2 separate regions of the Homo sapiens genome follow, and region 2 is linked to region 1. A link is an interaction called in ENCODE POLR2A ChIA-PET data of the cell type or tissue named here. Cell type or tissue: Caco-2. All regions are shown on one strand. Each heading gives the region's core, and the rest is flanking DNA. Links, peaks and the distances in the headings are about the cores only. Region 1 overlaps EML4 (EMAP like 4). Region 2 overlaps EML4 (EMAP like 4).

What was found. Peaks named below come from ENCODE experiments on the same cell type or tissue, not always from the same donor. Only the 100,000 strongest peaks of a DNase experiment are listed, where the experiment ranks them.
Region 2: POLR2A ChIA-PET joins it to region 1 with 9 read pairs; 9 of 35 experiments call an interaction of 5 or more read pairs at or near these places.

Annotation. Positions count from the first base shown.
Region 1 is chr2:42,257,735-42,262,132 of GRCh38, reverse strand. EML4 (EMAP like 4) reads right to left here. Exons shown (of 23, transcript NM_019063.5): 4 at 839-1,012. Among named protein-coding and RNA genes, the nearest start is that of EML4-AS1, 90 kb to the right of the region's middle. In Caco-2, for the core only: no CTCF peak of the experiment used is centred there; a DNase peak (open chromatin) is centred at 1,942.
Region 2 is chr2:42,200,700-42,205,097 of GRCh38, reverse strand. The region is part of intron 1 of EML4 (EMAP like 4); the gene reads right to left. Among named protein-coding and RNA genes, the nearest start is that of EML4-AS1, 33 kb to the right of the region's middle. In Caco-2, for the core only: no CTCF peak of the experiment used is centred there; no DNase peak of the experiment used is centred there.

The DNA of each region.
Region 1 (4,398 bases), core at 103-4,102:
AAATTCTAGCCAGTTCTGGAAATGGTTTAATAGTTTCCTAAGATTTCCAAGCAGAAGTACGATGATAAAATATGACTATTCCTAATCACAAGGCTTGAATAAGCATTTCTAAACAGGCAAATTTAATTAGATTGGTCTCAATATTTGATTAGGAGGCAGCTGTAGCACTGTACTCCCAGCATGCAGGTTTAGATTCTCAATTTAGGCTCACACACATTGTTAGAATATTTCTCCCTTTTCCCCTTCTCATAACTTTAAAATATTAATTATTACGGACACAGAAGCCCTCAAGCAAGCCTTTAGCATAGAAAAGACCAGGTGAAATGGATTCATTTCTCTACTCAAGCAAGAACTTATCCTCCCAAGACCCAAAACTGAAACTGAGATGCAGCCACAGTGAAGAGCCACTTGAGATGGGCCCTTGCAGGTTGAAGGTTGTAATGATGCCAAAATACAGTGAGGACAATTACATATGGCCATTTTCTATCCATGGCTATAAATTTATGCATAGTTACATACATATTTTAAAAGTATTCAAAAATGTGGTTAAGAAAATATTGTTTGGTTTTCGACTAGGTTATTCCTGCCTTCTTTTCATCAGATTGTTTATAACTTAGTTTTTTTTTTTTTTTTTTCCAGTTTTAACTGAGAAATTGTGACCTTAATTCTTTATTCCCCAATGGGCTATAAAGCATAAATTATAAGCAATGAAGAAGGGAAAAATAAAGCCACCAGCTTTTTCTCTCAGAATCCTTGGATAGCTAACTTTTTCCCAAGTCACAGAATTTAGGTATCATTACAACCATTCCCTAGCTCTGTACTTGGGGACAGTTAAAACCTTTTGGTGGGAGTAGCATTCTTGCTTTCTGGAGTTTGTCTGTGTATTTGGAGAGGTTGTGAAGAGGGCTGGGGAGAAGGTGATGCTCGAATTTGTGGACTTTGATCATTAGAATGAGATTCCTCTTTTTTTTCTCTCTGTCCTTGTGGTTTTTCTTTCTTTTTTTCTGTACCACTGTAAAATAAAGTATAACATGGAACAATACACATTTAAACAAATGAAAAAAAATCAAACGATAGAAAAGTGATTATTATATAATTCAAAACCCTAAGTCATACAGCTAATACAATTTGCACTGTTTTCATTCAATAAGGACAATATTTCTTTGAAAATTCCAGAAGCTATTAACATCTTCAGTAAAGAATTTATAAAAATTCTAAGGCGATACACCCCATGAAGATTGCCCCTTTAGACAGAAATGGTCTCTAATAAACTTTGCCATCTTGGCAGATTTTGGGGGACAAATGAAGGTCTCTTAACTGACCTCAAGTTACCCAAATCAGAGGACTATCTGTGTAAAGCATACCGACTGATGCCAAAAGAACACTAAATATTCATGTTTAATAGGTTATTCTCCAATTCCTGTTTTTTTTCTGTATACTTCTACTCCACTCAATTGAGTTTTAAACTTACCAAGAGTTTAAGTTTTCCCCAAGTCTGTTTATGCCAGTTGTTATTTTAATTATGTAAGTTAATTAAATACAAAGAGAATTGCAATTTCTATGAAAACTAAGTTTAATGTTCTAGAAAGACTACAAAAAAAATGAGTTATCAAAAAAATTGCTGTTAAATTTAGTGTGAGTGACACAATTTAAAAAATCACAGAGGCGGCTGGGCGCACTGGCTCACGCCTGTAATCCAAGCACTTTGGGAGGGCGAGGCAAGTATCACCTGAGGTCAGGAATTCAAGACCAGCCCAGGCAACATGGTGAAACCCCGTTTCTACTAAAAATACAAAAATTAGCTTGGCGCAGTGGCATGTGCCTGTAATCCCAGCTACTCGGGAGGCTGAGGCAGGAGAATCACTTGAGCCAGGGAGGCGGAGTTTGCAGTGAGCGGAGATTGCACCATTGCACTCCAGCCTGGATGACAGTGCGAGACTCCATCTCAAAAAACAAACAAATCACAGAGCCCGGGTGTGGTGGCTCACACCTGTAATCCCAGTACTTTGCGAGGCCAAGGCAGGAGGATTACTTGAGCCCAGGAGTTCAAGACCAGCCTGGGCAACAAAGTGAGACTCTGTCTCTTTAAAAAAAAAAAAAATTGGCCAGGCACAGTGGCTCACGCCTGTAATCCCAGCACTCTGGGAGGCCGAGGTGGGTGGATCACGAGGTTAGGAGATCAAGACCATCCTGCCTAACATGGTGAAATCCCGTCTCTACTAACAAATACAAAAAATTAGCTGGGTGTGGTGGTGGGCGCCTGTAGCCCCAGCTACTTGGGAGGTTGAGGCAGGAGAATGGTGTGAACCCAGGAGGCGGAGCTTGCAGTGAGCCGAGATTGCGCCACTGCACTCCAGCCTGGGTGACAGAGCGAGACGCCGTCTCAAAAAAAAAAAAAAAAAAAAAAAAAGAAAGAAAGAAACAAAATCATAGAAAGAGAGATGCGTTCTAACATACTCTTCTGCCAGAGTTTTAAATTTCTTACTCCTTTCATTTCTGAGAAATGAAACTAAAAATTTTAGAAAGTTATTTATGGATATATTTTATGAAAGACAGTCAACAAGGAATTTGATCAGAGATATATACTTAGAGGGTAGGTTTGGTCTTTCATTTAAAAAGTGATGAATGAATACAGGTGAATGTATCTTATGTTAAAATATTTCAGATATTTAAGTATAAATTCTTTTGATTATGTACTTTGACTCTTGGTTAATAAACCACCTGCTATTCCTAACCAGACTGGATAAGCATACTTATACTGAAAACACTCTTGACAATATTATAAAGCTGATGGAATCAAGACTTGAATTCCAGTGATGAAAAGGTAGGAAACTACTAAATGCCTATTTCTTTTCTCTGCCGCCCCCCTCCCCCTGTTTTTTTTTTCAGATGAAGTCTTGCTCTGTCATCTAGGCTGGAGTGCAGTGGTATGATCTTGGCTCACTGCAACCTCCATCTCCAAGGTTCAAGCAATTCTCCCACCTCAGCTTCCCCAGCAGCTGAGATTACAGGCGCCCGCCACCACACCCAGCTAATTTTTACATTTTTAGCAGAGATGGGGTTACACCATGTTGGCCAGACTGGTCTCAAACTCCTGACCTCAGCTGATTCGCCTGCCTCAGCCTCCCAAAGTGCTGGGATTACAGGCGTGAGCCACTGCATCCGGTCCCATTTACATGTCTTTCTTAATCAAAGGACATTTTGTAATTCGATTATAATCAACAAGTAAGCTTGTTCAAGAACATTTTAAATAAATGTACATAGTATATACAATTTATCACATTATAATAGTTTAAAATGTTATAGATATTTTAATGTCAAGTGACATTTCTTAACCTGATGCACTTCTGATAACTTCTGACTTCAGACTGGCCCTTGACTATCTACTTTGTGTTCAATTTTTTTAAAAGCAGGTGCTAAGAAATACAATTTTGGCCAGTCACAGTGGCTCACACCTGTAATCCCACCACTTTGGGAGGTTAAGGCGGGCGGATGACCTGAGGTTGGGAGTTTGAGACCAGCCTCACCAACATGGAGAAACCCTGTTTCTACTAAAAATACAAAATTAGCTGGGTGTGGTGGCGCATGCCTGTAATCCCAGCTACTCCGGGTGCTGCAGCAGGAGAATCTCTTGAACACGGGAGGTGCAGGTTGCGGTGAGCCGAGATTGCGCCATTGCACTCCAGCCTGGGCAACAAGAGCAGAACAACATCTCAAAAAATATATATATATATATCTTAAAAAATAAATAAAAAAAGAAATACAATTATACTTCAAGAATATCAGATTAACTCTGAAATTAAAAAACTGAGTTCCAATATGTCCAACTCTCTCAAAAACAAAAACAAAAAACAGAAGTTACTTCTTCCTTGCGATTCTTCAACAAGATTACAGAGGTCACTAGTTTTATGTGGGCCCAGTACAACCTAAAAGAGCCATTTTCCTTCTGGGTTATTTAAAAGCAAAATACAGGGACCCTGGATCATAAACTAACAAACTCAGCTGGCCTTGGATTGTTGAATCACTAATGTGCATAATACTGATCACTACACAGCAACAAGCAACAGTGCAATAGCTATGTAAGAAAATGGGCTGAATCTGAACCACTACTGGATACAACACGGAAATTTATTTAAAATTGTACTAAAATTTTCTAACATTTTCTTAGTTTCCCTTTTTCTACTCAAAGTGGAGTACAGGTAATAAAGTTTAGCATCCTTTGTAGGGGAAAGTCTAGATTCTGTAATGACGACGACAAAGATTGAGTTCCAGAAGGAATTTTTTTTTTTTTTTTTTGAGACGGAGTCTGGCTCTGTCACCCAGGCTGGGATACAGTGGCGCAATCGTGGCTCACTGCAAGCTCCCCCTCCTGGGTTCACGCCATTCTCCTGCCTCAGC
Region 2 (4,398 bases), core at 112-4,111, 57 kb after region 1:
AAAGAATCAAATTACCTCAACACCTAATATACAAAAAGACCTCGAATCAAAGTTCTTTGGATGATTATAGAACAAAATGGCAATGTATTGCAAATGATTAAGAGATGAATATTTATGATTTCTAAAACCATATGGTATAGTAATAGGAAGAACTGTAATATTAAAGGGACCCCATAATCTTAGCATTCATGAATATCTGAGGCAAAGAACATTTACACAGATTCATTACTAGCTTGTAACTCTACCTACCTAACTAGGTTAACTAGTTAACTAGGTCTAACTCTAGCTGTAACAGTTTCTCATTATTCTGAAAAACTGTTAGAAGAATCATCCATTTCTGTTTATCCTAGTAGGGAGAAAAAACAAATACAGCAAGCCATTCAGTAGTTGTTGGCACACTACCGCCCACAAGCCAAATCTGATCCCATCACCATCCCTTAGTTGTATGGTAAGAGAACTAAGAATGATTTTTTACATTTTTAAATAGCTGAAAAACAAATTCAAGGAACAACAGCTATTCGAGACACATAAACATTACATGAAATTCAGTGTTGATAAATAAAATTTTGTTAGAACATAGCCCCGGCACATTCTTTTGGGTACTGTCAATGGCTATTTTACAAAAACAGCAGAGAGGAATAGTCCCACTGGAGATGTGTGGCCCACAAAGCCTAAAATATTTATTATCTGGCCCTTTCCAGAAAAAGTTTGCCAGCCCCTGCCATAAACCACAGCAGACAAGAGATTAAGCTGTAGGTACTGAAATCAGACCAACCTGGGTTCAAAACCTGTCTTTGCCACTAACTGCTTATATAGCTTGTCGAAAGTCATCTAATGGTTCTAAAACTAAAACTTCTAATTTTTTTTAAAGAAAGATAGGCCAGGTATGGTGGCTTATACCTGTAATTACAGCACTTTGGGAGGCCAAGGCAGGAGGATCACTTGAGCCCAGGAGTTTGAGACCAGCCTGGGCAACAAAGTGAGACCCATCTCTATTAAAAAATTTAAAAATTAGCCCGGGGTAGTGGCATATGGCTGTAGTCCTAGCTATTCGGAGGGCTGAGGTGGGAGGATCCCTTGAACCCAGGAGTTCAAGGTGCAGTGCACTATGATTGTGTCACTGCACCCTAGCCTGGGCAAAAGGGCGAGACTCCATCTCTTTGGGGGAAAAAGAAAGGTAACAGTATCGTATAAAGGAGTAAATACAGAGTGCTTAGCACTATACCTTATAGTAAGCACTATATTTTCATTATTATTACCACTATAGTTACTATAGTTACAGGGGACTCTTTCCCTATCAAACTGTTGAGGTCCAGGCCTTTTTGTGCCTATACATGTGGCATAGAAGTATATTATCAATTAATCCTCTCTGTTTTTTTTTTCCCCTCTTTATGTTCAGGCAACTGCAATTCACACCAAAATATGTGGGGGGAGGGAACTTCTACAAAAAAAAAAAAGGGGTGGCTATAAAGTCTGAAAAAATAAGTATATAAACGGCTGTTAGTATTAATCTGTGATTCCAGACTAGCCATCTTGTATAACTGCTTCCATAGGTAATGATGCCGTCCACTGTACTACAAATAAAATCTATATAAAGTTCATGTGAACTTTGTTATATTAATAAGTTTAATTACAGCTATGTCAATATACTTTGCTTAAAAATGACAAACCAAATTTATTCAAGTTCAGAAAAACTCTATCATAGAGTATTCAACATGGATTCAAAACGTTTTTATTTCAGATCCTCTGATAAACAAAAAAGGGCTACCACAGATGGAAAGATAAACTACGTCTACTGGACCATGAGGGGAAAAAACCAAACTTACCTTCATATACTCATGGAAAATGTTAGGTTAAGTTTTCTTTTAACTGGTAAATAATAATTATATGTACTTATGGGACACAATGTGATGTTTCAATATATGCATACGTTATAGAGTGGCCAAATCAGGCCAACTAACATATCCACCAAACCTCAAATACTTACTTCTTTATGGTGAGAACATTTAAAATCCACTATTCTATTCTATTTTGAAATATGTAATATATTCTTCTTCTTATTATTATTAGAGTTAGGGTCCCACTCTTGTCACCCAGGCTGGAGTACACTGGTACAATCATGGCTCAATGCAGCCTCAAACTTCTGGGCTCAAGGAATCCTCAGGTCTTAGCCTCCTAAGCAACTAGGACTACAGGCATACACCACCCCACCAGGCTAATTTTTTTATTTTTTGTAGAGATGGGGTCTTGCTACGTTGCCCAGGTGTGATGGTTAATGCTGAGTGTCAACTTGATTGGATTGAAGGGTGTTGCCAAAGGAGATTAACATTTGAGTCAATGGATTGGGAAAGGCAGACCTACCCTCAATCGGGGTGGGCACAATCTAATCAGCTGCCAGCACAGCCAGAATAAAAGCAGACAAAAGAACATGGAAAGACTAGACTGATGTAGTCTTCTGGCCTCCATCTTTCTCCTGTGCTGGATGGTTCCTGCCCTCAAACATCAGACTCCAAGTTCTTCAGCTTTGGGACTCAGACTGGCTTCCTTGCTCCTCAGTGTGGAGATGGCCTATTGTGAAACCTCACTTTGTGATCATGTGAGTCAATATTCCTTAATAAACTCCCTTTTATATATACATGTATCCTGTTACTTCTGTCCCTCTAGAGAACACTGACTAATACACCAGGCTAGTCTCGAACTACTGGCCACAAGCAATCCTTCTATCTAGAGAACACTGACTAATACACCAGGCTAGTCTCGAACTACTGGCCACAAGCAATCCTTCTACCTTGGCCTCCCAAAGCACTGAGATTATAGGTGTGAGCCACTGCACCTGGCCTACAATACCTTATTACTAACTACAGACATCATACTGTGCAATAGATCACCAGGATCTATTTCTCTTGTCCAAATGAAACTTTGTACTATTTGACCAACGCCTCTCCTTTCCCTGTCTACACCCCTCCAAGCCCCCGGCAACTGTCATTCTACTTTCTACTTCTTTTTTTTTTTTTTGAGACAGAGTCTCACTCTGTCACCCAGGCTGGAGTGCAGTGGTGCAATCTCAGCTCACTGCAACCTCTGCCCCCCGAGTTCAAGCGAGTCTCCTGCCTCAGCCTCCTGAGGAGCTGGGATTACAGGTGCGCAGCACCACACCCGGCTAATTTTTTGTATTTTTAGTAGAGATGGGGTTTCACCATGTTGGCCAGGCTGGTCTTGAACTCCTGGCCTCAAGTGATCTGCCTACCTCAGCCTCCTAAAGTGCTGGGATTACAGGCCTGAGCCACCATGCCCGGCCTATTTTCTGAGTTTGACTTTTTTTCAGTTTCCACATATAAGTGAAATCATGTGTTATCTGGGTATGTGTCTCTGTGTGCCTGGCTTATTCCACTTAGCAGAATGTCTTCTAGGTTCATCCATGTTGTGCAAATGACAGGCTTTCCCCCTTTCCAAGGCTGAGTACGTTTTTCTTATCTGTTCATCTACTGATGGGCACTTCCATGGTTTCCATATCCTTGCTATTGTGAAAAATGCTCCAATGAACATGAGAGTGCAGGCATCTCTTCAATATAATGGTTTCAATTCCTTTGGATATATACTCAGAAGTGGGACTGCTTCATCACAGAAAGCGTTATACTTTTAACTTTTTAAAGTTCTATTAGACTTATGTTCAACTTCCTAAATCAAGCTAAAAATCTGCATACATTAAGCCTAGCTGTGCGCTCTTGGGCAAGTTAATTAACTCATCCCTTAGTTTCCACCTCTGTAAAATGGGGATAATAATGCTAACTCCTTCACAGCTTACTATGAGGATTAAATGAGCCAATACACATAAAGTACATCAAACAGATTCTGATACAGAGTGATGCCTGATAAATTAGTTTTATATATTTACTTAATAGCTAGATTTTGATGGTAATGCTTTCAGAGTTAATTTCCAGCTAGCATGTAGCCAACAAAAACATTTTGAAAATTAGCACAGTTGACAAAATCTTCAGAAATTCGACTTGATTGATGGAAATTAGAATACAGGTATCCTTCACTTAAAAGAACTTAAAAGTACTATACTTCTGTCATATTACTGCTATAGACAACAATTAGAGGATGCAATTCACTTAATTTCTTAGGGTCATCCTTAGGAGAATACAGCAGGCAGCCCATGGAGAACAGGGGAAGTGGAAAAGACTTGGAATAAACTGCATTCTAAGTGGGCCCTCATTTCCTGCCTCATTTCCCCTACTGTCCCCTGCAAAGCGCTGGAAATTTCAGTCCTTTGCTTTACATTCTTTCTCCCACCAAAGATTCAATAGAAGGCATGCCAAGACTATGAGTGTCTGCAAAAACTCTTTAAAAATGCCAAAAAAGATATAAAACATTCCTCTAGATATGAATTTAGAA